Linked DNA regions of Homo sapiens: regions 1, 2 and 4 are each linked to region 3. The links are chromatin contacts, found by Hi-C or POLR2A ChIA-PET in ENCODE. All regions are on one chromosome and are shown on one strand. Each heading gives the region's core, a stretch centred on a gene start or an enhancer-like site at or near the end of the contact. The rest is flanking DNA. Distances are from core to core; before and after follow the strand shown. Region 1 overlaps RBBP8 (RB binding protein 8, endonuclease). Region 2 overlaps RBBP8-AS1 (RBBP8 antisense RNA 1). Region 3 holds the start of RMC1 (regulator of MON1-CCZ1). Region 4 overlaps RBBP8-AS1 (RBBP8 antisense RNA 1).

Region 1 (3,505 bases), core at 563-3,062, 520 kb after region 3:
CCTTCACACACCCTAGTACTCCTGTTCCCTGTTATTCTGCTCTATAAACTTTATCCACAGCATTTACTGCTTTTTAACATAGTATGCAATTTACTCATTTTTATTTATTTAGATTTTTTTTTGAGTCTGAGTCTTGCTCTTTTGCCCAGGCTGGAGTGCAGTGGTCCAATCTCGGCTCACTACAACCTCTGCCTCCTGGGTTGTAGTGATTCTAGTGCCTCAGCCTCCTGAGTAGGTGGGATTACAAGCGTGCAACACCATGCCTGGCTAATTTTTGTATTTTTAGTAGAGACAGGGTTTCACCACGTTGGCCAGGCTGGTCCCAAACTCCTGACCTCAAGTGATCCACCCGTCTCGGCCTCCCAAAGTGCTGAGATTATAGGCGTGAACCACGGCGCCCAGCTGCAATTTATTTATTGTATCTATTGCTCACCTGTTAGAATATAAGTTCTAAGAGGATGGGATCTTTGGTTAACCGATGAATCACAAGAGCCTACCACAGTAGACATACAGTAGGTATGGCGTAAACATTTGTTGAGTGAATAGGAGACATTCCCAGATTCCACTAGAGAATAAATTTGTGTGGATCTAGGCATATGTTCTTGCCCAACTCAATTCAGGATCAACTGTAACTGAAAGATTGGGTTTGAATTGAATTGTGAATGTTGAGTAAAAATAAAGTTAATTGACTTTCCCATGTCAAACCATTACTGACCTTATTTGCCAACCAATTGTTACCAGTCTGTCAGACATTTAGGCTTTACATGACCAAATCAGTCTGTCCTATTAGACTCGTATCAACTTGCAATACTATTTCCAAATAAAAGCTTATATAGTGAGAACTGTATGAACTATGACCAACAGAGATTTTTAAGAAACATTAATTGGAAGACAAAGACTAATTTTTCCCAAAAAAGATTTACACTTTAATTTCCTGAATGATACCAATATTATTTGTAGGCTTTAATCCTACATTTTATACCAAGGAACAATCTTTAGAGCTAATGTCTAATTATTTAAAATTTTTTAAATTTTAAATAAAATAAACATAAACATAAAATAAAATAAACATAAAATTATTTAAAATTTTATTTTATGTTTTTGAGACGGAGTCTCCTTCTGTTGCCCAGGCTGGAGTGCAGTGGTGCGATCTCAGCGCACTGCAACCTCTGCCAGGTTCAAGTGATTCTTGTGTCTCAGCCTCCCGAGTAGCTGGGACTACAGCTGCGCGTGCAACCATACCTGGCTAGTTTTTGTATTTTTAATGGAGACAGGGTTTTACCATGTTGCCCAGGCTGTCTCAAACTCCTCACCTCAAGTGATCTGCCCACCTTGGCCTCCCAAAGTGCTGAGACTACAGGCATGAGCCACTGTGCCCAGCCAAATTTTATTTTTAATTGACAAATAATAATTGTATCTACTTACTGGGTTCAACAAAATGTTTTGATACATGTTTACAGTGTAGAATGATTAAATCAAGCTAATTAACATCTATCACTTCACACACTTATCTTTTTTTTGTAGTAAAAACATTTAAAATCTACTTGGCAGTTCTGAAATATACAATCATTATTAAGTCACCATTCTGTGCAATAGATCTGATATCTAATTTTTTAATCTCTTCCTGTAATTTTCTTATTCTGGAAAAACAGTAAGTTAAAGTCATATGAGAAAGGCTTATAAATTAATGGAGTGTGAAATCTATCTGACCTAGCTTTAACTAATCACGTCACAGCCTGCTTGCCTATTAGTCATAAAAATTCCACCTGAAACATGAATGAGTCACGAGAAGCAATTGATTTCCTGGCAGAGTCAATGTGGAAGAAGCTGGGATCACAAAAGGAAAAAACAAAAAAACAAACAAAACTAGCTCTAACTAGAGGTGCCCAAACTAAGTAAATGAGTGCTGGCTTTGTCTTCCTTTGTCATAAAAGGAAAAAACAAAACTCCATATGTTAACCAAGTTCATCCTTTAAAACACTAGTCTCACTGATTTTCTGAGAGAAAGAGTTCACGTCACAGCTTTTGGTTAAATTAATTATGCACACTTGTCCTCCTTTCACTTTTCCTTCTGATGGCTTGAGCTGTTTGATTTATGGACCTCTGCTCCCTCTTAAACTCCTGTCAAAACTGTTTTAGTTGGTTTCTTCCCTAAAGACCTATAATTATGGATCTGGGGTTTCCCTTCATGAGTCTGTAAAAAAGTTTTAAATATTCAGCTTTTTTCCTTTTCTACTCTGAAGAACTTACATTTCCAGTTAAAACATAATTTAAACTTAACGAAGTAACATTATAGCCATTGTAGGGGAGGTGGCAGTACTGCTCCACTGATCAGGCTATACCTAGAATATTGATTTCTTAATTCAGATATTGACGAACTAAAACATTTTTAAAAATTCACAGTTTGAAGAGTTGAAGTAATGCCACATGAATGAACAGAGGATATTTAATGCCACAGTTAATGAACAGAGGATATTTACTCTAGAGAAAACAAGACTCAGGAGGGCCATGATAGCTGTCTTCATGTATCAAAAGAGTCGTCAAGTAGCACAGGAGAAGAGACTTGCTTAAGATGGTCCTGGAAGGCAGTCATAATCAAGAAATATAACTTATAAGCAGTGTAATTTCTATAAACTTAGAATTTTCTAATAATTTTGTCTCACTAAATTTAAATAGGCTTGGGAAACAGTAAACTTCTACTAGACGTGTTCAAACAATAGCTATTTGTTAAAGAAGCTGTATAAGGAATTCAATTTAGAAGAGGGTTGAATGCAATGAGTTCTACAGTCCTTTGAACTCTTACGTGTATAGACTCCCTTGACTTTCACTGACCCATCACATCTATTTTCTAAAACGAAAAGAATGATGACCTCAATACCTAGCTTTATACACATTTTTAACTTTATAGTGGCAAAATTTTACTGAATAATTTTGGTGTCACTAATAACTGCCCTATCATATAAGCCATCTTGTAACATCAAAACTAGCTCAGAAGAGTTAGAGTTACTGCATTTAACAAGCAGAAGTCAAATAATATTTTCTTCTAAAGTTCAGGGAAATTTCAGGCACAAATAGCATAATATGACAGTGGTTTAGGTGATCAGAGAAAATTAGGTTGCCTTTACAAGATGATACTTGCTTTTTTAAAAACAAAACAAAACAAAACAAAACTGCTGAGCAAAATGCAATTTCTTTGCGACCAAGCTACAGAAGAAGTTGGTTCATGAGAATCACAACTATCTTATATTTCAGAAGAGAATAAAAGACACAATCAGATCATCTCCTATACTCTTTTGACTAAGCATGTCCTAAATAAACATACATGCCTTAAGCTCATCTATATGATTACTCTTTCCTGTAATTTCAAACTTTAGCCTTCACTTCTTTTCTAAAATTTGAATTTCAACAGGAAAAATGCATGTGCTTGAGAACACTAAAAATAAATTCTAAACTAATTAGAATTCATATTTCTACCAAGCAAATGACACGATATAGTTTCAACCTA
Region 2 (3,122 bases), core at 395-2,894, 670 kb after region 3:
GGATGATTATAGGGCTCTCCTCATTTGTTTCCCTTTTCTTGCTGATCACAGTATTGTGCTGTCTGCCCAATAACTGAAAACAGTCATTTCATGTTTTCTTTAGGTTGTGCTTGGGTTAACCTGGTGTTGGTTACTTCATCATTTCCTGAAGCAAAAGTCAACTATGGGGCTCTTGGATATTCTTTTTGTACAAAATAGATCAAATAATATTTTTAAGGAGAAAATATAGCATGATGGTTAAGAATATACACTTGAAAATCTGACAAACTCTTCACTCTAATAGTTACTAATGAGTGGCTGGGCAAGTGAGAAAATTCTCATTTTCCTCAACCATAACAGAGGAATAATGTTATTATCTGGCCTTAGAATTATTCCAAGGATTTAATGAGGTAATGGACACTATGGGTGTAGCATAATGCCTGTCACATATAAAATGCGACATAACCATTATTATTGTGGTTTTATATTAGATTTACTTCTAAAACCATATTTCCTACTACTGCTGTGACAAATTACCACAAACTTATTGGCTTAAAACAATACAAATTTATTATCTTACAGTTCTGGAGTCAGAAGTCCAAAGGGAGTTCACTGGGTTAAAATAAATATTGTCAGGATTACATTCCTTCTAGAAAGGCATGGAGAATACATTTCCTTGCCTTTTCAGTTTATAGTGGCTGCCCCACAATTTTTGGCTTGTGTTCACCTTTCATCTTTAAAGCCAACGATGGAAGATTTGAGTCCTCACATCCCATCACTCTAATATTGTTTCTACTGTCACATCTTCTTCTCTGATTCTGACTCTCTTGCCTGTCTCTTTCACTTGAAAGGACCTTTGTTATTACATGGGCCCCTTCATATAGTCCAGGATAATCTCCCACCTCAAGGATTCTTAATTAGATCTGCAAAATTTCTTTTGCTCTGTAGGGGAATATATTAACAGGTTCTATATGTGCTTGGTGTGTTAGAAGCAAAGAAAAAGAAAAAAGAAAAAAACAGGTTCTATGGAATAGGATATGGATGTCTTTGTCTACCACATTATTGTATAAAGCCTTCTTGGATATTTCCATTCTTCTTTCCCTGTCATTAAATCACCCATTAAGTAACTATATGCAAAGACAGTCTCTTACAGAAAGGTTACACATGGTCGAAAAAGGAAAAACTCTAGAAGAAAATTCAGATTAGTAAAGAAGAAAGTATCCTGAATTTGGGTTCTAGTCCCAGATTTGTTTGTCAATAGCTGTTTATCTCTGAGAAAATAACTTCCCTTTCTGAATTTCTGTTTTCTTACAGGGGAAAATAACTAAGAAACCTCCTAGATACCTCTGTCTCTATGGTTCGATAAATCTAATATATCTTGCAGTTTGACTAAAGTAAGATATGAAATGTGCTCATTGTAGAGTATCCCGAGCCTCCTGTAGGTCTCTAAGGAGACACAGGTTTTTGGATAAAGGAGACCTCCCCTTGCTCTTGCTACTACCGGAAAAGAACTATGCAAATATAATTATACATGAAGTAATATAACCCAAACATAACAAAAGAGACTATTGGAGGAAGTCCCAGGACTCAGAGAGCAAAGATCAGAAAAGAGACAAAAGGCTGGCACAGGTTCAGTGCTCAGGAGGGATATCTTCTAGCAATGTTCCAAAGGGATACAACCAAGGTGAGGGTAAAAGCCCCAGCATCAAACACTTGCAAAGCCCTCCTCTGAGCTTATGCAATGGAAAAACAGACAGACAGTGACTCAGAGCCTTAGCTGTGTGTGGGAGCCACTGAAATAAACTGTCAAAGGGGAAAGGGGGATTGCAACAGCATCCATCAGTGGTACTATGCAATAATCAAATGAGGTATAGGGTAGAGGCAGTGGTTATAACCAAAAGTATTGTGAGTGATCAAGGAAGTGCTTGCAGGTTACTAATCAGCACGTGGGTCACTGTGCATAAAAGGATATGTGAGAAAATGGTTCCTCTCCTGGGACTTTGTTGGCTGTCCAGGTGCCACACTGAGAAACAGATTTTGTTGTGGCAAAAGGGCCCAAAAAGTCTTCATTCTTGATCTGACCCATCACCTGAGAATTTTCACCATGTTTCTGGCTTAAAGCTGATAGTGGGTAACGGGTTGCATGTTGGAGGAAACAGGGAGCATGCCTGTCACATGCCATAGTAGGGAGCTTAATGAGGAGGTCAAACTCACTTTTTTTCAGAATTCTGTTAAGACTGTGAGGAAATATAGACAAATAGCAATGCAAGGCAATGGATCATCAGAAATGGGACGTTATTTGGCTGGAATAATTTGAATAGCATTGCTGAGGACAAATGTCCCTGTGAAAGGAGAGGAAAATCTTTTACCCTTATGCTAAAGACACAACAGGTTATAGAAAAAGGGTTTGATGTTTAATTCTACTGTAAGATTCCAAAAAATTTTCCTTACCAGCTTTTCGGTTAATTTGAATAGCATTGCTGAGGACAAATGTCCCTGTGAGAGGAGAGGAAAATCTTTTACCCTCATGCTAAAGACACAACAGGTTATAGAAAAAGGGTTTCATGTTTAATTCTACTATAAGATTCCAAAAAATTTTCCTTACCAACTTTTCGGTAAGTATGCCATATATTATGTCAAATTCCCAGTACATGTGAGGATAATAATTTTCTTTCAGGTTGTTCTAACCTTTAGCACATGGGAATTGAATCACTAGATTATATAGGTTATATTGGATAACTAGGTTATATAGCAGGGTAGCAGTGGCAGTAATGCTAGAGGAAGTGGTGGTTGCCCCAAGATTAAGCTCCTAGGGGCAGTTGTACAAGCCATAATGTTTGGTGCTTTTTGGTAGCACCCATGACTACTTCACAAGATGAGTTTGGCAGCATGACTTTTGGGCTTTGTTCTTGACTGTGTAGCTCCAAGCCTTCCTTTCCATACCTCCTTAATACCTCCTTGATTTTGTAAGCTGCCTAATGTCCTTTTTTTTTTTTTATCTTTTCTAATGTCTTTTAAATTATTTTTACTTTGGCTCTGCTAGACTTTTATTTCTGCTGCTTGCAACCGAGAACATAATAGATACTGTTGGGGATCTTGTTAAAAAACAGATTTCAAGGCCTAGACATAATCATTCAGAATAT
Region 3 (3,191 bases), core at 683-3,182:
TATGTAACCTTCAGTTACACAGACCCAGAGTTCCCCAAAACACCATGCTCGAACCCCATCCATACTTTAAAACCTTGCTCAGGCCGGGTGCAGCGGCTCATGCCTGTAATCCTAGCACTGTGGGAGTCTGAGGCGGGCGGATCGTTTTGAGGTCAGGAGTTCGAAACCAGCCTGGCCAACACGGTGAAACCCCATCTCTACTAAAAATACAAAAAAAATTAGCCGGGCGTGGTGGTGGGCGCCTCTAATCCCAGCTACTTGGGAAGCTGAAGCAGGAGAATCACTTGAACCTGGGAGGCGGAGGTTGCAGTCAGCCAAGATCGCACCACTGCACTCCACCCTGGGGAACAGAGGGAGGCTCCCTCTCAAAAAAGGACAGTTTCTCATTAACACAGACCAACAGTAAAATTTTTTAAGTCACTACTGAATTGAGGGCCTACATTATACTTTCACCTTCTGTAAGCACCAGTGTTACAGTGGCCAGATAGCTTATCATCCAAATCGAGACACTTCTGAAAGTGAAAGGCCCTGCTGTTGATCATTAAACCTGTTCAACAGTGCGAACTGGGACTATGCAGTCACCTTAAGTATAGTGGAAGCCATGATTTTCTTGTATTATTACATGAGAAACAATGAATCTCCTCCACCTGCCACTCTGGAAAGACCTGGGCTAAAGAAATGAACGCCCTCCTCTGTGAACAAACCAGAAATGGGCACATCATCACGCTGACTTGTTAATTTCCAGTGCTAGGAAGTGGCTGCCCCACTTTTGAAGTATTTGGCTCCCAAATCAACTGCTCCAGATATTCCACTCTGACAAGAGGTGCTAGTAAGTGCCACGAAGACCCTCCCTACAGACAGGAATTCCATGTGCGCACACAGACTTCAGGCCTCTTAGGGCAGACCAAATGACAAAATTATAAAAAACCATTTGAATTAGAAAAACATCATTCTGTTTACATGACAAAATGATCTGAAAGTGTCTATACCATTACCTAAATGAGATGGGATTCCTATCATCTGGGCCTTTAACTACCACGCCAGTAGCTCCACCAGATCGAACAGCAAAAACCTGAGAGGGAAAAGCAGCAAGGTTAACAGCCTGAACTCTGAAAGGATCTAAACTCAGAAGCCAACCCGCAAGCGATTATTTCTGTTATACACCACCCTGGGTTCAACTAAAGTAACACGGCACATATCAAGGTACAGATGTTTGGCTGCTCAGGTGAATTTTAAAAACCAAGAGCAGAGAGCGAAAAGGATGCCACCGTGACACCGGGTCGGGTTCCCGAGGCTCCAAGTTCTAACACCGGTTCGCGCATCGGCGCCGCTGATACGCCTGAAGTACAGTCTTTTCCCCCTTTACAAAATTTCAAGGAAAATGAAAATCTCGACGTCTAAACCCTTGACTACGAGTGTAACTAATGACAAACACAACAAAAGAAGCCTAGATAAGACGGGCGCGCCAACAATTGAGACACTGGCCACGGGGCCACTGCATCCGCGCAGCTGGCTCGGGGGTCCAGCCCCGAGGTCACCTGCGAGGACACCTGGCCGCGGCTGAGCCCACCCAACAAGGAAGGAGCGCGCGCCGCCTCCCGCGCTGGGACGGGACGGGACAGGACAGGAGGGGACGCTCGGGCCTGGTCGCGCGGGACCGGCCTTGGCGCGCCCACGACCCCGGCAGGGCCGCGCGGGGGAGGAAGCGCGGGCGCGCCGGACCTGCTTGTTGGCCTCATCGAAGAAGACGCAGTTGACAGGGTTCGCCTTCTCGAACTGCACCGGCCGCTCGCACAGCTCCAGATAGTAGTCCTCCTCGCCCATGGCGGGCGCCGCGCCCGCGGCGGGGGCCCCGGGGGCGGTCGCCAGAGTGGAGCAGGATGCGCGGTGGAGCCCGGCCCGGACTGTAGCGGCGGCTGCGGCTGCGGCTCTGGGCCCGGCGCGGACGCCGCTTCCTGGTGCCACGCCCCCACCCCGCCCACCACGTGACCCGCGGCCCTCTGCGCTTAAACGGGCAGCGTCTGGCTGCGGTGGGGCCCACCGGCCTTAACCACGCCCCGCCCGGCGCTGGAGGCTCCTCCCCTCTCCCCGAGGGCGGTCGGAACGCGGCGGCGTGACCCGGAAGCCCGCGTGGTTCCCCGCGGACCGAGGGCGGCGTAGCCGCCAACCCTACCCTGCTGCGAGTTCCTGTGCCCGGCTCGGTCGCCCCTGCCCCAACCTGTACCCCCGCGTGGGACCGCTCCCGGTCTAGGAAAGGCTCCTCCTTGCTTTCGGGAGGATTTCCCAAGTGCCTCCCGCGCCAGAGTTCCAGCCTCTGGGAGCTTCGTCAGGGAGAAGGGGCTGAAGGCTCACTGAGCAGGTGTAGGGGCGCCAGAGACCGTCTCCAGTCCCCTCAGCGCTTCTGCGGGCTCTTCCGCTGGAGCCAGAAACCGAATTGACAAGAGGCAGATAAACAAAAGAAAAGCATACACACTTTATTAGTTTTTCATGGGGACCTTCAAAAGAGAGTGAGGTCTGAAGAAGTGGCCACAGCAAGATGCTTTTATACTTTTTAGACAAAGAATGATGCATTTGAGAAGAAAGCACAAAAGGCATCTGGCTGGGGCGATACATTTCTAAGAGAGTCACTAGGAGAAATATTGGGGAGGGTGTAAAATTAGTGGAAGGTAAGTGTTACTTGGGAAGTTCATTTATTCAGGTCCATTGCAGCCCCAACTCCCAGTCTCTGGTGATAAGGGCTATTTTCTGACCCGGGTACAGAGAGGGTGCCACTCCCAGAGGAATCTTTACTGCTTATTCCCTGTAGGAAACGACAGGTCATCTAGCCCTTTCTGAAACTACAATTTCTCCGGTGTTTTTAGCTCAAAATAATATACCAATTTTTGGACATATTTTGGGATAGCACATCCTTCACTCCTTGCTAGTAACAGGGAAACCTAATATAGATTGTGGGTCAGCAAGCCTTTTTACTTGATAAGAAACATGAAATTTACCATGTTAGCCCCTCTTTTTTTGTTTGTTTCAGAGACAGAGTGTCTCTGTGCCCAGGCTGGAGAGCAGTGATGCGAACACGGCTCACTGCAGTCTCAACCTCCCATCTCAGCCTCACAAGTAGCTGGGACCACGGGTGCATGCCACCACACCTGGCTCATTTTTTTATTATTATGCTTTGTAGAGACAGCGTTCTCTGT
Region 4 (3,610 bases), core at 866-3,365, 690 kb after region 3:
GAACAAAGAGGGGAGAGAAAGAGAGGATGGGACGACCAGCTGTAGAGAGGAGCTATTCTCTCTGCTGATAGCTGCAGATGATGGGATGACCAGTTGCAGAGAGGAGTTATCCTCTCTGCTGAGAGCTGCAGAGACGACTTGCTGGCAGAGAGGAGCCGTCATCTCCAGGGCCTCCTCTCTGGGGGAGAGCTGCAGAGCTGCAGACATCAGGATGACCAGTTGCAGAGAGGAGCTATCCTCTCCAGGGCCACCTCTCTGCTGAGAACTGAAAACTCCATAGATGACCTGCCTACAGAGAGGAGCTACCCACTGCAGGTCTCCTCTGAGCTGTTGTAACACTCAGTAAAGCTCATTTTTGTCTTGTTCACCCTTCACTTGTCTGCATACTTCATTCTTCCTGGATTCAGGACAAGAGCTTGGGCAAAGGTGCTGTGGCCACAGAGGTTTCTGGCCAGAAAATTGACACCCCAAAGATCCCATAACACCAGGACATGACTTCTGATGTTTCTTCTGATCCTTGCACATTTTCATTCCTCAGGAAGGAGGCACCTGTCCCCTTACTCTGACCTGAAGCCTTGTAAGATTATCAGCATGCAGCCGGGCGCAGTGGCTCATGCCTGTAATCCTAGCACTTTGGGAGGCCAAGGCGGGCAGATCACGAGGTCAAGAGATCGAGACCATCCTGGCCAACATGGTGAAATCCCGTCTCTACTAAAAATACAGATGGGCGTGGTGGCACGTGCCTGTAGTCCCAGCTACTCAGGAGGTTGAGGCAGGAAGATCACTTGAACCTGGGAAGCAGAGGTTGCAGTGAGCCGAGATTGCACCACTGCACTCCAGCCTGGCAACAGAGCGAGACTCTGTATCAAAAAAAAAAAAAAAAAAAAAAGATTATCAGCGTGACTGTTCCTCACTCAAGTTCCCACCAATGTGGGAGAACCAGACATCCTGATTCTGAATTATTTTTGCCCACGTTATTTCCCAGGACTGAGTTGAGTAGTTACAGGCAGATGTTTAGGCATTGGGTCACATGGATGTGGAATGTTATGCTACCTTTGACTTATTCTGTTTATTTATTTAAGTACATAGAATTGGATTAATTATAGTCCTTGCTTCATAAAATATTATTGTCATTGTTTCATGAATGGCCTTCTTATTTTATTTGCTTATTTATGCTTTTAGAATATAATGGATGCTACTCATTCGAGAACTAAAATATTACCAATAATTTATATCTACCTATATATATATTTTTTTCTATTTTTTTTTAACTTCTCCTTTCACTGATGACAGTCCTTTGCAGCTATGGGGTGGATATCTTTACTTAAATATAATCCAGTTTACATAAAAAAACCTTCAGGCATCAAACTTCCAGGTGCAGCCATTCATAAAGACAGTTTCATGACTTATATAATGGAGAACTAAAGACCTGGTGTGGGATTTCCACTAGACAGAGGTGTCATTGAGAATCGGAACAGTTGCTGGGTGTGATGGCTCATGCCTATAATCCCAGCACTTTGGGAGGCTGAGGTGAGAGGATTACTTGAGCCCAGGAGCTGGAGACCAGCCTGGGCAACATGGTGAGACCTCCATCTCTATAAAAAAAACAACAAAAAGAATTGGAACAGTTATTATTTTGACCTTACTTGGTAGGGGCACATTGGTGTGGCATTGCAAGAATGCTGCCTAATGCATCGGCACTCATAAAAGACAAAGACAGTAAAAGCTGGCTTGTGTGTTTACTTTTATAAATCGGAGTTATTTAAGGGTCAGAAATGCTTTGAACGTTTACAAATTAGAACTATATTTCTCCTGTAATACAATGCAGAGGAAGTATGATTCATATAAATCTTCCTTTATGTTTCATATTGGCCCTGGATTACCTGCTGGTTAATTCGCTTTTAGTCTGAACAATAAATTCAAATAAAGACTTTCTTTTTCTTGAAATTATGTTTCTGACCATGTAAGACAAATTAGTAAAGGAGCCCTTTAGTTTAGTGATTTAGTGGTTTGTTGATCTAGACCAGCTGAGGAATTTTTTTCCCCTACACCTGGCTGTAGTCTTAGGTTCTTGCCTGAGCTTGCCTGGGTCTGGAAAGAAAATTCTGCCTTGCTCTACAAAGCATTTCTCCATATTGTTGCTCCTCCAGGAAAGGCAACTTTCTAGTTTAGGAGATTTCACTCAGGCTAGAGCTTTTCTTGAACGTAACAATTACCTGACAATGTCTGCAGAATTAGAGCTGAATTCTGTCCTTGGCAAAGCAGGTAATTATAAATAATTTGGGAAGGAAAAGACCATGATCGTTATTAATAGCATTTTCTCTTTATATCTTCAAGAAGTGCAGTTATTAATAATTGAGATTTCCTCCTTTGATTGACGTCTGTAAAAACATCTATTCAGTGAGGTTTAGTCTTTAACGTCGCTGCAAAGAGTGTCCCTGCTCAGCTCAGTCAATTAGCACCACCTAGTGTATCACATGTGCAGAAACTCAAGACCAACTCCAGTACAAAACATCCAAAAAAGTTCTTTGGACCTTTGGGGAAGTTATAAATATGGTCATCTAGGACATATTCCTTTGCGAATCATAATTGCAACATCAATATTTTTTATAAAGATGAAAACAATGAAAATAAGAGCATATGTCAAAGAAAAGAATAAATGAGCACCAAAATTATGTGAGAGGATATGTGTGGGGAGCCTGAGAATGGGTATCAGCACTTGTTGGATGCCTACTGTGTACCAGGCTGCATGCTTTGCTTAAATTTTTTTGAAAGGGAGGGAGTAGAGAGTTGGGTTTTTAAATTTTAATTTCACCAACATTTTCTTTTGGTGCAGATGAATGATAAAATGGGCTGATATTTCGTGACTCCAGGTTTTTTTTTCAGAACCTGCTAAGTCACTGTTGAAGGTAATTCTACTTCTACATACATCTCTTGCACAGCTAGTGAACAGAGGCACTGACAGCCCTTTGTTCCAGACAACCTTTCCAAGGATGTTTTATAGTGAAAAGTCTTGGAAAAAAGAGATAGTGTCTTCCTCCAGAGTAGAGCTTTGCTTTTGTTCAGTATGTCTCTCTCTGGAGCAAAGGTTAAGCAGGTTTGCTTGCAGCCCATTATAAGATTTGGGTTTCCTAAGCTTGAGATTACTCAACTGTGATAGAAACCCATAGTGTATACAGCACCAACCTGGGAATCTCTACTTTGCCCCTGTGTGACCTGATGGGCAAGGGAAACTGATGCAAGCATGAAGTTCATGCTGCTTCCTGTGGCTTAGGTAATAAAATCCTTTTCCCTGATCCAGGAATCTTGCATCTTCTAACAGCATCCATAAAACAAGTTAGCTTGCCAGTAGGGTAAAGCCTCAGACACTTGCATTTCTTGACAGTTACCATCCCAATTGCCAGACACCTGGTTCCCACAGTCATGTAGCACCCGCCCTTCCCTATCTTGCAGAAGGAGGGCATCCCGGTTGACCATGCCATTGTTCTGACCACAGTCCTGTTCCGTTAAACAAAACCAGATACTAAATAATCCAAATATTAAAAAACTGAACCAGCAGATGATTAGGCACATAATACATAACATTTACATTATGCATCAACTAACAAGC

Evidence for each region. A loop is a pair of places that touch in the nucleus more often than their neighbours do. ChIA-PET counts read pairs that join two places held with the same protein, here RNA polymerase II (POLR2A). Pooled maps may share reads with other maps.
Region 1: a pooled map shows a loop between it and region 3 (3-fold over the local background). The contact joins the enhancer-like site here to the promoter of RMC1 in region 3. A Hi-C loop is called at or near these places in 2 of 50 pooled maps. POLR2A ChIA-PET finds 5 or more read pairs at or near these places in 2 of 52 experiments (Panc1 and activated B cell).
Region 2: a map of A673 shows a loop between it and region 3 (2.6-fold over the local background). The contact joins the enhancer-like site here to the promoter of RMC1 in region 3. A Hi-C loop is called at or near these places in 1 of 168 maps with a recorded cell type or tissue (A673), 1 of 37 single-sample maps with no recorded cell type and 2 of 50 pooled maps. POLR2A ChIA-PET finds 5 or more read pairs at or near these places in 1 of 52 experiments (A673).
Region 4: a map of PC-9 shows a loop between it and region 3 (9-fold over the local background). The contact joins the enhancer-like site here to the promoter of RMC1 in region 3. A Hi-C loop is called at or near these places in 4 of 168 maps with a recorded cell type or tissue (A673, B cell, PC-9 and 1 more), 2 of 37 single-sample maps with no recorded cell type and 9 of 50 pooled maps. POLR2A ChIA-PET finds 5 or more read pairs at or near these places in 2 of 52 experiments (A673 and endothelial cell of umbilical vein).

Annotation. Positions count from the first base shown.
Region 1 is chr18:22,976,863-22,980,367 of GRCh38, reverse strand. The region is part of intron 6 of RBBP8 (RB binding protein 8, endonuclease); the gene reads right to left. Among named protein-coding and RNA genes, the nearest start is that of RBBP8-AS1, 45 kb to the right of the region's middle. Within about 2 kb of position 1,812, at least 7 of the 41 ENCODE cell types and tissues checked have a DNase peak (open chromatin) inside an H3K27ac peak, as active enhancers do.
Region 2 is chr18:22,830,318-22,833,439 of GRCh38, reverse strand. All of the region lies in intron 2 of RBBP8-AS1 (RBBP8 antisense RNA 1), which reads left to right. The region is part of intron 1 of LOC124904263 (a long non-coding RNA gene); the gene reads right to left. Among named protein-coding and RNA genes, the nearest start is that of RBBP8, 100 kb to the left of the region's middle. Within about 2 kb of position 1,644, at least 2 of the 41 ENCODE cell types and tissues checked have a DNase peak (open chromatin) inside an H3K27ac peak, as active enhancers do.
Region 3 is chr18:23,502,252-23,505,442 of GRCh38, reverse strand. RMC1 (regulator of MON1-CCZ1) reads right to left here and starts at 1,932. Exons shown (of 20, transcript NM_013326.5): 1 at 1,723-1,932; 2 at 996-1,072. The coding sequence starts at 1,824. RefSeq lists an enhancer at 1,221-1,320 and a silencer at 1,571-2,220.
Region 4 is chr18:22,812,681-22,816,290 of GRCh38, reverse strand. The region is part of intron 2 of RBBP8-AS1 (RBBP8 antisense RNA 1); the gene reads left to right. The region is part of intron 1 of LOC124904263 (a long non-coding RNA gene); the gene reads right to left. Among named protein-coding and RNA genes, the nearest start is that of RBBP8, 120 kb to the left of the region's middle. Within about 2 kb of position 2,115, at least 2 of the 41 ENCODE cell types and tissues checked have a DNase peak (open chromatin) inside an H3K27ac peak, as active enhancers do.